2 separate regions of the Mus musculus genome follow, and region 1 is linked to region 2. The links are chromatin loops, found by intact Hi-C in ENCODE. Cell type or tissue: gastrocnemius. All regions are shown on one strand. Links, peaks and the distances in the headings refer to the core of each region. The heading gives the core; the rest is flanking DNA.

What was found. A loop is a pair of places that touch in the nucleus more often than their neighbours do. Peaks named below come from ENCODE experiments on the same cell type or tissue, not always from the same donor. Only the 100,000 strongest peaks of a DNase experiment are listed, where the experiment ranks them.
Region 1: a loop joins it to region 2, with 9 times the contacts of the local background. A loop is called at or near these places in 13 of 42 quality-filtered maps.

Annotation. Positions count from the first base shown.
Region 1 is chr11:80,847,068-80,855,404 of GRCm38, reverse strand. It overlaps 4930507D10Rik (RIKEN cDNA 4930507D10 gene), which reads left to right. Exons shown (of 3, transcript NR_110449.1): 2 at 3,725-3,852; 3 at 4,174-5,024. Among named protein-coding and RNA genes, the nearest start is that of 4930507D10Rik, 7.1 kb to the left of the region's middle. In gastrocnemius, for the core only: a CTCF peak has its summit at 3,353 (motif pointing right); no DNase peak of the experiment used is centred there; H3K4me3 peaks cover 332 bases.
Region 2 is chr11:80,691,597-80,699,933 of GRCm38, reverse strand. Myo1d (myosin ID) reads left to right here. Exons shown (of 22, transcript NM_177390.3): 2 at 6,845-7,053. Among named protein-coding and RNA genes, the nearest start is that of Gm31042, 28 kb to the left of the region's middle. In gastrocnemius, for the core only: a CTCF peak has its summit at 3,417 (motif pointing left); no DNase peak of the experiment used is centred there.

The DNA.
Region 1 (8,337 bases), core at 118-8,117, 160 kb before region 2:
ACGCACGCACATACGCACGCACGCGCGCGCTGAAAAAAAAAAAAAAAAACTTTGAGAATCCAGAGCAATGGAAAATGGATCCAAAGTCCTGCTCCTGTCCTTGAGTTAGTCTTGACAACTTAACCTCCATTTCCTCATCAGGAAGGAGGAGACATTACCCTGTCCTATTCACTCTCAGCTATAACCACTTACTACATCTCCCCAAAGTTTATTTTCCTCTGTTGGATGCAAATAATCATCTTATCTCCCTGCCAGGGTGGGACGAAGCTGAGGCTGCGCAGAGCAGGGACACACCCACCAAGCTGAAAGCGAGCGCTCACCCTAGCAGTCCTTTTATCTCCTGGCCCTTGGTGGTGATTCTGTCAGCCCGAGGTTTTTTCCTTCCAGGTTTTACTGCACCGGCCATCTGTTTTTACAGTTTCATCGCTTCTTTTTATTGAGTATTCTTTCAGCATATTTTATTTTATGATATGTTTTGTTATTTCCCTATTGACTTTCACTTTTAAGTGGGCATGGGAAGCAGCAACAGCTCAAAGGATACAGTTACGAGGGCAAACTGGGTCCCACCACGGGTTCAGTGGTTCTTTGTTTCTCTGTTCGGCTCTTCGCTCTTCTTTTCTGGTTCTGCAGTGCAAGCTAACAGCCTTGGCCTTGGCCATAGCCTCGCCAAGATCTTCTACCAACTTCCTCCAGGTTCACGTTTTCCAGAAGCCTTTCTCACCGTACTCTCCTGTCCTCCGTAGATGCAGGATACTGACTCCTGGGCCCCACCCACCAGCCAATGCAAGTCTCTTTGGATGGGGCCCAAGCCGCCAGTTATCGATGCCTCCTACACAAGCCCCAAGCTCACCTCACCCCTTGAGTTCTGGAAGGCTAGGTTACAGCCTTCTTCCCGTAGTAATCTTTCCTCACTAGATACCAAACCCATTTCTGTTCACTCAAAATCAGCCTAGCGTTAAAAAATTTGCGGAGAGCGTTCACCCACCGCTTTGTCTCCTCAAGCCTCCAACCTGGTTCCTTGTGTCTCTCTACTTAGCATAACCCTACTCAAGTGACCACTTGCACTATAATTTGAGGTGTACTGGCTAGCCAAGGGCAAGGCTGGTGTCCTGTTTATTTCCTTGACTTATGAATGAATGATGCACCCAAGAGGCTCTGAAGAGAGATTAAGAGATTGCACTTGAAAACCTGTCTCAGAGGTAGGTAACTCTAGAGAGGTGAGAGGGCAGATCTTTGCTGGGGCAGGACAGTGTTGTGACTTGGTGAAGCTGGTGAGCAAACACACTGTAATAAAGTCAGTGTCCTGATTGCACTATTCCAGTGGGGCCAATGGGGCCAGGCAGTGTTTCCCATTGAGGGAAACAGTGAAGGGAATGTGGCATCTCCAATAATTTTTACAACTCCATGTGTCAGTAACTATTGGGAAATAAAAGGTTTCTTATAAAAGGAAAACATAGGCTAATTTAGCTGTTTTAAGGGTCTGTCAACTCCAGATTGTTCAAAACCTAATATCATAATCTTAACAGTTGACTCGTTGGAAGATGAATAATGACAACGGGAACAGAAGCCATGTTTGAATATCAGGCAGCTTTAGAATCAAGCTCTGGCTCTAAAGGACTTTATGCACCAGCACCTCGGTGCTCCTATAGAGCTCTGTGTTGGATAAATCAGTATCTGTGAATCAGGCTGGGTCCATGCTGTCATGGGAGCTGAGCACGATCAACTACCCCAAAATAAACACTTTGGAAACACCTTGAGAGAAGCACGCAACTCCACTTCCACTGGCTGACTGGCTAGAACCCGGCTGAATAGAGGAAACCTGGCTGGCCCAGCACTCAGTACTCAGGAGACCTGTGATTCTGGGTGTGTGCCCTTAGGAACGCGGGAACCCTGACCTGCTTGGGGTGCAGAAGAGTGAGGCTTTGAGCAAACTGACACCTTTAGAAGCTGTCCACAAACTCAAAGCCCTCTCAAACCCACTACTTCCTAGCAACCAAAAGACTCACTGCCAACTCAATAACTTCAGATTCCTGGGAGCTGAAGAGCCTCGGGCCCCTAAAAGCTTATGTCACTAGCAGCTGGGAGCCTTCAAGAAGCATGAAGCTGTTCGTAGACTGAAAATCTGAATAACCTGGGGCTTCTAACAGCCCAAGACCTATAATAAACTGAAACTCTTAGCAACTCAGGTTGCCTAGCAACCTGGAGACTCTAATTATCAGAGACTCCTAGCAACTGGGAGATTGCACAACCTGGATGCCCAGTACACATCTAACACTGGACCCAGACTCCCTCCCCCTCTGGCACTCGCTGCACACTGAATCATGGGACATAGTGTGATCCTATTGATATGGCCAGAGTTAGCTGAGGTGTCCTGCTCTCCTGGCTGTGTGTCTGTGGCTCAACCCCTCCGGACAGCAGTTTTCCTACATAGGAGATGATAATAATGATGACGTCTAGCTCATAAAATAGTGGAGAGCATCAGGTGGGGTTTGTGGGACGCATTTAAGCAGCTAGCTACATATAAATTGTCTTCTCACTTGCACCTTCTCCGCTCCATCATCCCACAATCTGTCAATTCTGCCCTCAAAGATAACTTTCTTGCCCTTTCCAGCTCCATAGCCATAAAGCTTCGTCGAGTCCCTCCACCTCATTGTCAGCCCTGACAATGGTTATCTTTCCAACAAACAAACTCTCTTGTCACTTTTGTCTAATGGCCTCCGCTGGCTCCTTGTTGCTCTGAAGGTTGAGACCAGAGCATAGCGCATGAGCTCTCATGGTCAGGCTCTGTCTTTTGATCCTCTCTCTCTCCTCCAGCCCCCATTTCCTCCTCCTGCTCCTAAAGCAAATCTGAAGTGAAGGCGTTTTCACTCTAGCTTCATATAAGATGAGCCTAGAGGAAGCTAGAAACATAACAGTGACTTCAAGCCATACCTAACTCCCAAACCCAACCCTTTCTGCTAAATGCCCAAAGACCCGCCATAGCTACTTGGAAGGTTCTGAGGATGTGATTCTCAGGGTAGTTGTTCCCAGCTCCAGCTCTAGGCTTAAACCTGGGGTCTCACACATGGTAGGCAAGGACTCCACCACGGAGCCACACCCTCAGCCCTCATCTTTTTTTTCTGTTTTATTTCTCGAGACAAAGTCTAAGTACCCAGACTGGCCTTGAACTTGGGATCTTTCTGCTTTAGCCTCTCTGTAATTTGAGCAGCTCAAATTACAGGTCTGCACCAGCAGCCCCAGTTTCTAAATACTCCCTTAGTAAGTTGACTTTGGAGTTGTTCCCAAGCCTCTTCACCCCTTCTTTGAGCCACAAAAGCAGCATTTCATGTCGGTAGAACTTGAGGTTTGTACCACAAGGGGGCACTCTCCTAGTGCACAGGAAAACACGGACTCAGACCCTAAGAGAAGATTGAGACCACACCCATGCCCAGTGATTCTTCACTTGGGGTCCATCTCACTTTGTTCGTGATAGACTTTAGGATAAGGGGTCAGAACCGGCTTCCATGCCTTTGTTCATCAAAACGGTCAGGGCATTAGCATCTCAGTGGTTAAAGGTCATTCTTTTTTTCATTCTGTCTGTCTGTAAAATAAGTTAATCTGTATTATAAAAATCTCTGTTCCTATTCGAATACAATAACACTGTTGTCTTTTTTAAAATTAAAATAACTACAATCTAGGGCTGGAGAGAGAGTTCAGAGATTAAGAGCGAATACTGTTCTTGTAGAGAACTCCAGTTTGGTTCCTGAAACCCACATCAGGAAGCTCACAGCCACCTGTGAGTCCAACTCCATGGGATCCAACAGCCTCTTCTGGACTCTGCCAGTACCCTACACATGTGGCATATACACAGAGGTACATACACATAAATATAAATAAATTAAATATGACCTTTGTTTCCCTTGTTTATTTCACCAGATTGGCATATAGAAAAACTGGGTTGGTCAGTGAAAAATCTGTTTTCTATGGATATAATTCAGAGAGTATGAGGATAGAAACATGACCTTCTAAACATGAGGGTAAAGATCCCTAAGGGAAAGTGAGTGTCTCTAGGGCCCATAGAAGTAAGAGCCATCATGGGTCCAGATGGAATGTTCCAGAACATAATTGTATTATCCTTATAATCCTCTTGTAATTAACAGAGTACCTAACAGAAGCTCTCTCTATTCCTCACAGGCCTGAGTGCAAACTGAAGGGCAGTGGGAGTGAATTCTCTACGGGGATGCTACCAGTGTGTGGAAGAGAAGTCAGACATGACCACAAAATTCAACCTCCAAAATTTTGTGCTTCATCTGCAAAATGAGAATAATGCTGTGTGCCCTTGAGAGGCCTGGCTTTCTACCATCTGAACTCAGGCTCCTCCCCCTGAACATCTCTGAAACCTGTTCTCCCTGGGCTGAGATCATAGCTCCCCTACAGTGCTCAGAGTGGGGGTGGGGAGGAAAAATGTTATCCACCCAACATCCGAAGTTATCTTCTCCCAAATTTCAAAGGAAGAGCTATGCTCCAGTTGCATGATGGTCAGTGGAACCGTAGGGGGTATGGCTTGTCTTCCTGAGGAATGAGGGCACTGTCTGACGATACTTTTGTTTTATCGTAAGTTGGAGCAAGGGAAGTTATTGGCCCTTGACAAGTAGCAATCAGGAACACTGAACCCTAGAGTACACCAGTCAGCCCTCACAGCAAATATTCCATCTATCAGTTGCAAGGTAGAAACACTCACAGAATAGAACAGCTTCAGCCTTGATCCCTCTCTGCCTCTACCTTTTGTGTGATGTTAGATAGGGCACTTCATTACTCTGGACCACATTTAGTGTCCTGAGTCGTAGGATAAGATGGTTTGACTTGATGGTCTAAATGGCCTGTCATTCTCGAAGTCTTTGCGTACGGTGTTGAGTCTCCCAAGTCAAAGCAAGCATCCCCATCTCCGTTCCCTCAACTATAAAATAGGACTGAATATCCTTACTTCATTGCTCCTACTATGGTATGAGAGGAAAAGTTAACTAACAATTATAAAATTGTCTTACACATAGTAGTTCATGCCTGTAATCCCTGCATCTAGGAGGCTGAGGAAGGAAGAGGTCACATTCAGGATCAGCTGGGACTATATAGCAAGATCTTGGGAGAGAGAGAGAGAGAGAGAGAGAGAGAGAGAGAGAGAGAGAGAGATCAATTATAATTCACTTAAAAATACATCAATTCAACAACCCTTGGGTGGAGGGAGCTATGAGCTAGAAAACCACATGTTCTAGAACTTTCCATAAAGTGTCGATGGACCTTGGGCTTTGCAGGCAGCCTAGTAAAGTGAGAAGAATCTGGGCATAGGGATTCTCACAGGTCTGCTGCTTTTCATGGCTCATCCATCCTCAGGAGAATTATTATTGGAAATTATGTCTGTTCCTATACAAAACATCAAGACCAAGAAGCAAGTTGGGGTGGAAAGAGTTTATTCAGCTTACACTTCCAAACTGCTGTTCATCACCAAAGGAAGTCAGGACAGGAACTTACACAGGGTAGGACCGTAAAGGCAGGAGTGGATGCAGAAGCCATGGAGGAATGCTGCTTACTGGCTTGCTTCTCCTGGCTTGCTCAGCTTGCTTTCTTATAGAACTCAGGACCACCAGCCCAGGGATGGCACCACCCACAATGGGCTGGGCCCTCCCACCTTGACCACTAATTGAGAAAATACCTTACAGGTGGGTCTCATGGAGGCATTTCCTCAAGGGAGGTTCCTTTCTCTGTGATAACTCCAGCTTGTGTTTTGTAACCGGCCAGTACAGAGAGGGAACAAAAAAGACTCCACTGGAAGGATCATCTCAACAACTGTTATCTCAACAGGGAGGTGCTAGAGCATCTAGGCCAAGTCTGACCAGAGGTCAGCTCCTTCCTTTTCCATTCTCTAATAGTTGTCAATATGGACAATACAAAGGCAGACCAAATAGAGGCCTGCAGATTTCAAGCAAGATAAGGCATTCAGTATGTGCTTAATAGGTGTCATGATCTAAAAATCTGAGAGGGTCCCGCTCACATTTACCTGCATCCTTATTTATGACATTGAAGAGAAATCAAGAAAAACTGTCATATTCCATTATGCTTCCATAGAAAATATGATTTTTAGCCTTGGCTATCCCCCTCCTTCACACACACACACACACACACATACACACACACACACACACACACACCATTTTATGTACTAAAAATTAAAAAGCTAACCTTGGATAAGCAACCAAGATATAGTATGCTTTCCAGTCGCTACTCCATCCCTCCACCACAGCCACGAGAACACATCTGCCCAGAGATGTTAGAAATAGTTCTTGACGATTAAAAGTGGGAACGGAAGCTCCCTGCCCCAGAGTCCTGTGAAGAAAGTAGTCCTATAAAACAGATTCTGTCCCACAGTTAAGCCAAGACCACCTTTTATTGATTAAAGGTCAACAAGAATGTAGATAAGTTAAGCTATGCAAAGATTCAACATTATGAAATGCCAGCTCCTAAGGCTAGAAGCCGAAAGCTCACCATTCAAAACACCAGGAGGCACAATCCTGGGGAGGAACTAACACTAAGCCACTCCACCAGGCTCCCAGGTTCTGAAATGCTGATCTGATCCAGGGAAGGCACTCCTACATGGAGAGCTGGCCTGCACTCTGAACGGGCTCCTTTTAAAGCAACATCCTGCAAACATGCCCAGAGCTGCTGAGCTGTGGTTCCAGATGTTGGGAGAATGGACAAGAGACAGAGACAGGAGGGCAGATAAGGTGAAGGACACAGAGGCACCCACATGAGAGAAGCCAGCAGCCCCCGCTCAAGTCAGGTTCTTCAAACATTCCAAAAAGAAAAAAAGCAAACCTTATTCCTCATCCAGTTATTACTGGTTTTTTTTTTTTTTTAAATCATTGACAGAAGCCAATCTATGTGAAGGCAATGGAGATATTTCAACCTCTATCTCAATACATCATCTGAATACCATGTTTGACTATAAAGAGCACCAGCTTCCTTTGAGTCCAGGATGAGAAGACAAGAACGAACAAGCTGGGTCAGAGGTCGGGGCAGAGTTCAATAGGGAGAGGAGTTCAGATCCAGGGCTGGGCTCCTGGGAAGGCAGCCACAAAGGTTAGAAGGGCTTAGTTCAGAAGGTGAATCAAGCACAGGGCACTGTCAACAAAAGGGCCCAGCGGCCAGGAGCCCAGCACAGAATGGCTAGTGCTCACTGCACAGAATCTGCAAGGCGCTGGTGCTCAGCAGGAGGGGGACGTGAAGCCTGTGCTGGAAACCCTACCATGTGGCCAAGCGTCGACAAGAAAGCAGGTGGCCAGTCCTGGTTCCTTACCTGTTATTCTCCTTACTGTCCAGCACAGATGGGGGCCCATAGTAGGTCCCTAACAAGCCTTTGTAGTGCAACAGAGAAACAGGCAGCCCTTGCACATAAGTGTCTCACCGCTTCCGCGAGTCCATCACCTGCCCTCTAGGAGTGAGAGGGGGCGCCACTGCCTTTCTGTGACCTCCCAGCACAGCTTCTGCTAAATTACTAATCTAATTAGATGCCACAGACAAGAAGTCAGACAGTACTATGGTGCGATGGGTGGGGTGTGCTGGGAATATAACTCAGTAAAGTATGTGTCTATGTATGGGAAGCCCTGGCTTTGAACCTCAACACCTCATAAATCCAAGAATCATGATGCATGCCTCTAACCCCAGAACAGGAGAAGACTGGAGGATCGGGAATTTAAGACCAGCCTAGGCTACATGAGTCTTCATCTGAGAAATAAAGGACATTGTAGAGGGAATCTGATGAGAAACCTGGCCATGGCCATGGAACAGCCAGTGGTTCTGGGTGGAACTGGCTACAGCTAGAGCAAACAGGGCTAGCAATGGGACCTCCCATCTTTTGTTTCCACTGCTGTCCTTGTGGCAATAGGCTGACCCTGGTCCTAGCCAGACATACCAGATAAGTGATCCCAAGAGATGGGCTAGCCTCAGACCTGAATAATATCTTTGCTTTCTACACGTGTACATGGTCATCTCAGACAGCCTACACAGAGTAGAAAAGAGTGAGTGTGTAAGGTAAGGGTCACCCTTGGCTTAGTTGTACAAATTGCAACCAGGCTGTTTGCCTCAAACAAACGGCTGAGACCTTCTGAAGTCAATAGTGATGAAAAGCTGTCTCCCCCTGACAGGAGAGCCATAGCCTGACCCACTAATACACATCCCTGAGAGGTCCATGCTGAGATGATTAAAGGTCTCCTCCTGGTAAGTCTCTGGTCCCCATACCTGGATCCTGTAGGAGGGAGAACATTCTGGTACCTCCCAGAAGAGAACACGATGCTGCTATCAAACTAC
Region 2 (8,337 bases), core at 189-8,188:
CCCGGAGACGGACAGAGGCTAACAGGTCACACCACAATCATACTTAGCCAGCTTAACCAAGGTTCTGGTCATTGAGCAGTCACCAGAGTCAGAGCCAGCCAGAGGCATTCTGGTGGGAGATGTGGTCACTGGAAGGGTCCCTTGTTACTAGAGTTCATAATTCATGCATTTTGTGTGCAGTAGACACCAGCGTCTGCAGTTACTGATTTTTGTTGCTGTTGCGTATTCATTGTTTTCAAGCATTACCATTACCAGGTGGTTAAGCTGTCTGGGGCACCAACAAGTGATCGATTGGCAGTTCTTATTCCAGTTCTGAGTTTTCTTTATCATACTTTAATTCTATCTTTTTCCATCTCACTCTATCTAAAACATTTTCCCCCCTATCCTTGTCTATTTGCCTGGTATTCATTCTCCCTTTTATTTATTTTTATAAAGACGTTTTCCTTGATTTGGTAATTTCATATATGTATATAATGAATTCCAGCCATTTCATCTCCCATTACCTGTTCTCATTCCTTTTGTCTTTAAAAAAGCTACATATCTACTTTATTTCTATAGAAAAATATCTGTACAAAATTTTTGCCCATTTTATTCTCCTTTGCTTATACCATTCAAATAAAAACATTTTTATTCTTATACTCATTTATTTCCTCCTTTTAGAAGTATGTAATTAATTAATGGGACTAATTTTGTTCTGAAGCCACCTGCATACTGTGACCCTGCCATTCTTAGTAAGAGATTGTTTTGTTTAGCTGTTTAGGAACTATTGCCTACTTTTGGAGCACGTTCTCCCAGGGCTGAGACAGCAGGGGAAGGCACCAGTCTCTATCAGCATCCTCTTAGGCTAGGTCTGTTCTCAGAACATTCGATTTTCTTTTTTCCTTTTTCTTTTTTTCCTTTTTTTTTTTTTTTAAAGAAGGGAACACAGTCTATCTACCCCTGGCTGGTCTGAAACTCATTATATAGATAAGACTGGCAATCATCCTGCCTCGCCACCCCCCCCTCCCCCCCCAGTTCTAGAATTACAGGGCTATGTCACCATTTCTGGCACCCACAGCCTTTCTATGCAGTGGCTCAGAGTCATGGCTTTATTTCATGGTTGATAATACTTTCTCTTGTGGTTTTGTCTGTTCTTATTGATGATTTCAGAGAGCCAAGGTATTCTTCTATTGTCATCCTTAGATAGGCGTTCCTTGGTTGGTGTTTGAGGTTGGTCCTAAACTCAAACCCAGAGAACTTGAATGTCTCGAGATAAATAGAAAAAGAAAAGGCAGCAAAGGAAACTGAAAAAGAAAACCAGAAAAATAGGAAGAAACCCCAGCAAATGTGAGCTCACAGAAGCCAAGAAAAGATAGTGTTAAGGCAGTAGTAGGACACCGTGGCAAATGCTGCCGAGAGAGAAACTGTGATGTCAGAGCCCTAACAGTAAGTTGAGTTCATGAGGAATCACTGCAGGAAGTTGGACGTGCACCGATGTCCCAGAGTGGACCCAGACTGGAGCTGGCAGAGGGGACAGGGATGAAGAAAAGAGGCATGCCTGGTCATAGATAGATGGGGCACTCCCCTGAGAACATTTGCATTGGAAAGGGAAGAAGACAGGCCAAGTCAGTTATGATTAGGCACCATTATTCCAGAATGCCTTTATTCCTCATAAAACAAATGAAAAGTGCCCATGAATAAAGATTTTTATTAAATACACACAGAGAATTTTCCTTCTGATTATAGATGATTCCAAGATTATAGATGATTCACCGGTGAATTGTTAGTGAGTGAATCTGACTTAGAAGCCACAGGAGTACCTGTGAAATACAATCCAAAGCCAGTTGTGGTGGCTCCGTTTGTAAAGCCAGCCCTCAGGAAACTATGGCAGAAGATTGAGCCTTCCTGGGTTACGAGTGCGTTCTAGGCTGGCTTGGGCTGTAGAGTAAGTCTGTGAAAAGTCAAGAAAGCAGCAAGGGAGTCAGGGAGGATCTGATCAGAAATAACTCCAGTTTTGTCTTATACTCAACTTAAAATTAAATAAAATTTCATCTCTAATATTTGGTAAGTTTTCATATTCTATTCTGTTTCCCCTTAAAGTATTTAAGATGTTTCCATCCTTAATTTCTATTGCCCACCCTTCATTAGGATCTTATTGCTCTCTTTAACTACAACCTACTGTGTGTCCAGACACATCCAGTTTACGCTTACTCCACCAGGCTTGCAGAGACTATCATGCAGCCGCGTCTACTCCGTGAACACAGGGCATGGCTTCCTGCTCTGCTCAGCTCAGCCACCTTCCTCCTCTGCACACACTCACACTCCTGTGCACACGCCTTGTCTGTAGGCTGTGTACGTGGTCTGCTGAGACTGGTCTGAAGGAGCTGTTGCATCTTGACTGACTGCTACCGATGGTCCTAGATACAAGTGATGTGATGAGTTGGACTAGAATACTTTTAACCACGTGTCTCAGAGCCCATGGGTATTGTACATTTGTCTTCCAACAGCATTGTCTTTAATATCTTCTCCATTGCTACATGTTAATTTAAAATGTTTTAGAACTTTTGTTTCATTTAGAAGCCAATGAAAATATCTAGTTATTTCAATAAATATTTTCTGAAGTTCTAGAGACTATGACAGTTAAGCTATCTTTGGTTGATTGCTTTTGGCTTTTGAGTTACAGTTTCATGTAACCCAGGCTGTCCTCAAACTCACTATGACCCGGAACTCCTGATCCTCCTGTCTCCAATTCCCAAGACCTAGGATTGCAAGAGGGTGCCATGTCTAGCTAATTTTAATTTAATTTAAAGGTACACACATATATAAATATGTATTTGAAAAACTGGTTCTTAGACTTTGGAAGAACAAGGGGGAATCTCCCCAGTGTAGGGTGAGAAGGCAACCAGAGTGAAGGGAAACAGTGACAAGACCATGGAGACAAAGGCCGAGAGAGGTGAGGGGACAGAGAGGTGCTCATGCCCGGAGGTGGCATTGCTTGTTAGGAGTCAAGTAAAGGGGCAGGACCTTGTGTGGCTGAAACAGTTTGTCCATGATTTTAGGATTCCTCACTTGAAGGAGTTTTTGCAGCAATATTTGCTACTGTAACACATGGTTTTATGGCCTTTCCCCTTATTCTCTGTTGTTAACAATTTATCTTCAGTATTATCTTATTCTTTTCCCATTTTGATATCTAGGGTTACACCCTTTCTAGTACACATAGACAGTTTATTATAACAGGTTTGCACACATAGATCATAGAAAATGCTTTCATTGTTCCTTTGGAACAGGGTGTCTCTTATTCACTTTCTCGTGTAATTACTGCAGATCCTCCCCAAAGGAAGCCCTGAAAGGACCGACTGCATTACTTTTCTGTTCCCCTGTACCTCTGAAATTGCACATGATATTACAGTGGATAGTGGCACCATCTAGTGGTAGTTTTGAGACCTAACCAAGTTCAAAGTCATTTGATAACCAGTTTAGAATTTCAAACATAACTTTCTATCCGTTTTGCAAATTGCTGAAGCATTTATTTAATGTCATATCTTGTTGAGCCCTGAAATGCCTTCAAGTCAACAGATAACACCGCTATTATGATTCATAAATAACGTGGTTTCTAAACAAATGGCTTATACATTGTATACCTTCTTGAAACAAGGTCTCACCATGTAGTCTAGGCTGCTCTTGATCTCCTGCCTCTGCCTCCCAAGAGCAAAGATTGTTGACATAAGCTACCACACCGTGATCACCCTGCTATTGTGCGTGTGTTTTGATTATATTTTGAAAAAAAATGATGCTTAGGAATGTAGTTAAACAAAATATTTACTTGAACTAATACCAGAATTTCAGAAATGATCCCATTCGTGGCTGTAAGAACTATCCAGCAAGAGAGTGCCTTATGATGCTTCTACGTCAGAGTAAGGAGCTCATGAGATGACTTTCCCACTAAGACCCTGGTGCTTGTTTTTCTTTTTCCTTTTTCCTACTTGGGGTGTTTTGACAACCCCTGCCCTTGCTTGGTCCGTTGATGATAGCTGCTGAGCCTGTGTTTGCAGATCCAATCAGAGAGACTGGAGTAGTCAATCTTACTTCTTATTTCTTTGTGGATTTTAAAAAATATGTATGTTCTTGAGGGGAGAGTTTGCGCAGCTGGGGAGCTAAAGGAGGGTATTGGAGCCCATGAACTGAGAATTATAGTCACTTGTGAGTCACGTGGCATGGGTGCTGAAAACTGAACTCTGGTCCTTTGTAGGAGCTGTACACAATCCTAACCACTGAGCCATCTCTCCAGCTTCACAGTTATGGGTCCCTAAATGTAAGCTGTATAGATAGAGATCTTGTTGGTAACTTGCAGTTGATTGATAGCTGTGACAACGAATGACATATTGACGTTTAGTCCATTCTTGTGGCTATCGGGGCTATTGGGGAGGGGTAGTGTTAATAAAAAATAAAAACATTTGGTAAAGAATCAACATCTTCCTGCAATCCCAGAACTCTTCAGATAGAGGCAGGAATATCACAGATTGAAGACCAACCTTGGCTTCATACTTCAAGGCCAACCTGGGCTGCCAGAAACCCTGTCTCAAAACAAGCAAATAACCATCGCTTTCATGGATAACATAATAGAGCAATAAAATTAATTGCCATTTTTGAAAAGGGGGAAAACCATTTATTCAGTGCCAGAGGAACCGAGGGATATAATTATTACCATTGTACAGCTGGAGAGGCTGAAACACAAGGAGGTCAAGTCACTTTTACAAGGTCTCGCTGCTGTTAGTAATGTGAGCACTCAGGCCCAGAGAAGGACCCCAAAGCAAGTGTTTTGACTGTCAGTGGGAAAACCACAATAAAAAAAGCAGACAGGAAACCTCACTGGTTGATAACTCTTATTTAAATACATGCTAACTTCTTGATAAAAATCTTTGTTCTAATTTATTGTTCACAATGACTATATTTGTTTGTTTCCTGTCTTAATTATAGCTGACAACTTTCCATCTTAAGAGAAGTTTAAAATTTTTGCCTATCAGTCCCAAATGCTTAATTATTTCTCCTTGCCCATTGGTTATAAATAGACAGACTACCCGAGGACCAGCATTTTGCCTGTGTGAGCACTCTTCACTCAGCTCCTGGAAGTGAGATGCAATCTTCCCTCCATTCCCACAGATGTTGTATCCTCACATCCATGCAACTGCAGATTAAAAATCTAACAGCTATTTAGATAGCACATAAATTACATGAAGAATTGTTATAGCCTACAGATTATATGAAATATGGAGAAGTATGTACAAAAGTGTTTCTCAGATCTAGGACATTTTATGTAAGGTACTTAAACATCCAAGGATTTTGTTATTTGTGAGGGCTTATAGACCCAGGCTTCAATGGATGCTGAAAACTGACTGTATTTGCCGGTGCCTCTCGGCAGGCATTGGTAACAATCACTTGAGAGAAACAGTTAAGCTCTGGTTTGTACATGCTTATAGGTGTGGGTTACTGTGTAAATAGTTTGTGTGCTGTTTTTACTTTGTTCCTATGGCATCTTCTCACCAGACTCCTCATTCCCCATTCATACTACCCCACTGTATTATAGAAGGATAAATACATCATGTTTTCTATGGTATCTTGCCATGTGTACACCTACTCTTATCAAATGTATACAGATATAGACACACATGTAAATATGATCCCATACAAAAATGGGATCATATTATATACCTTAAAAATATAGACACTTTCAATCAGTTGTCCCATTCCTGTGAGTCCTTCCCGCTGGTTTGTAAGCTACGTGTCCAGGGTGTTTTCTGCAGTGTTGCTCTAGTCCAAGGAGGGAAGGAAGATCACTGAAAAAAATCATGCTGTATCTACACCATGGGATTCTAAGCAGTCACTACAAAAACCAGTGTGATTTATACCAGAAGTGTCTCCTGTGTAGTCCTCTGCTGTGGAGTGTACTCTGACTATTTCCTTGCTGACAATTTGGTCAGGCTTCTAGAGGGAGAAGAAATAAATGTGAACAGGCCTTGTTTAATTGAAAATCCAGTAGAGTAAATTTCAATACCTGATTTAACTTCCATTTCTTTTCCTCCTAGAACTGTGAGTGTTTCTCTCTTAATTCACCTTCTGTATTTGGGAAGGGAAAACTCACAGCCTTCAAAATGTTAAGTTCCTTCTTTTGCCTGGCTTTTCAGCCCTACTGGACCTTTTTCATTAGTGGCATCTGAAGGGCATCGGAGAAGGTCTCTGCTGTTAGTTGTTTTTTATGAGCTGCATTATGTACCCCAGGCTGGCCTCCAACTCACAGTAATCCTCCTGCCTCATCCTTACAAGAGTTGAATATAAACATAAGCTACTATGACTGACCCAAACATAGTCTGCGTTTTTGTTTGTGTTGTGTTTGTGTTTATGTTTAAGAGTCTCACTCTGTATGTAGTTCAAGCTGACCTGGAACTCATTGGCTTTGACTCGAAGCAGTCCTCCTGTCTCATCCTCTTAAGGGATGGGATTATAGCCAGGTGTGGTGGCGCATGCCTTTAATCCCAGCACTTGGGAGGCAGAGGCAGGTGGATTTCTGAGTTCGAGGCCAGCCTGGTCTACAGAGTGAGTTCCAGGACAGCCAGGGCTACACAGAGAAACCCTGTCTCGAAAACCCAAAGGGGAGGGGGAGGGAGGGAAGGAGGGAGAGAGATGGGATTATAGATACAAGTCACCATCCTAAACTGTAACATGGTCTTTAAAAGTAAATTGAGGGCTGATAAATTGTCAGTTCAGAAACAGTTACTAGGACATTTGGGCACATTTGGTAATAAACTAAGAGGAAATAATCCACACATCTGTGTAACCACAGCAACCTTTTGTTCTTGCTTCTGTGCAGATTTGAGAAAGGACGCATCTACACATTCATCGGAGAAGTGGTTGTTTCTGTGAATCCATACAAGGTGCTGAACATCTATGGGAGGGACACTGTCGAGCAGTATAAAGGTCGTGAGCTTTATGAGAGACCTCCTCATCTCTTTGCTATTGCTGACGCTGCTTACAAGGCCATGAAGAGGCGATCAAAAGACACCTGTATTATGATATCAGGTATATGGAGGGGGCTGTGATTCCAAAGCTGCAAGGTATTTAAAAAAAAAAAATTGTACTCAAGAATTCACACAATCGATGAGTTCCTTATTATATTTTTTTTAAGCTTAGAAACCTAAAAAATTTTATAGGGCCCAGAAAAGTAATGAACACTAAATACCAAATTATTTCTACCATGTTTGATCATCCTTTAGTCTTTGTTCTGAAGGCTGAGGCAGGAGGATTGCATGAACTCTCAAGAGTTCAAGTCAAGCCCAAGCAGCATAATAAGGCCTCATCAGATAAAAAGAGTCCACATTATACTTGCATGCCTTTTGTTACTTGTAGAATATGATTCCTCCTATCTGAAGCACCTAAAAAGTGTCAAATAAAACATAACCAGAGTAGCTCAGATGTTAAGAGAATGAAACAAACTAAATAGTGCACTCCTGTGCCTCAGAGTCGGACAGGTTTCTGTGGGATGGTGCTGTGCTGCAGACAGACACAGGGAGGAGAAATGGGCTTCCTGAGCTTCAGACCTAAGCTCTGACACTCAGGGAGCAGAGGGTGAGGAGCTGCATCTCACATGCACAGAATGGGAGCCTAGCCACCCACAAGGTGCTGAGCCTTTTGCAGCATCTTGCCTAGACAAATGAGGGCAAGGAAAGTAACTTTTTCCCGGGCCCAGGATGGCCTCTCAAACTGTGGGAATCTCTGTCCATGCTAATAATACCTCCCATTTACTTTAGTGGCTTTGTGCTTTTCAAAATATTTTTATGATCATTATTTTATTTTGGTTATCAAAACAACTTTAAGTGGTATGTTGCATAGTTATTTTTCTACTTTACAGATAAGAAAGTTAAGGGTCAAAAGATTAAATAGCTTAGTGTTGGAATTAGAGAATTATAGCCTAGGAATATGCTGTTTTGTTTTGTTTTTTAAATGTTGAAAACATTTAAAAAGTTGACCAGTTAAACAAATTTATGAACAAAAATAAAGAACTTCTTTACTTGTTATTTTCATATATTTTTATTCTTTGAGAATTTTATGTAGACAGTATACTTTTTAAAAATTTTTTATTAGGTATTTTCCTCGTTTACATTTCCAATGCTAACCCAAAAGTCCCCCATACCCTCCCCCCAACTCCCCAACGCACCCACTCCCACTTCTTGGCCCTGGCGTTCCCCTGTACTGAGGCATATAAAGTTTGCACAAACAATGGGCCTCTCTTTCCACTGATGGCCGACTAGGCCATCTTCTGATACATATGCAGCTAGAGGCACGGGCTCTGGGGGTGGGGGGGTG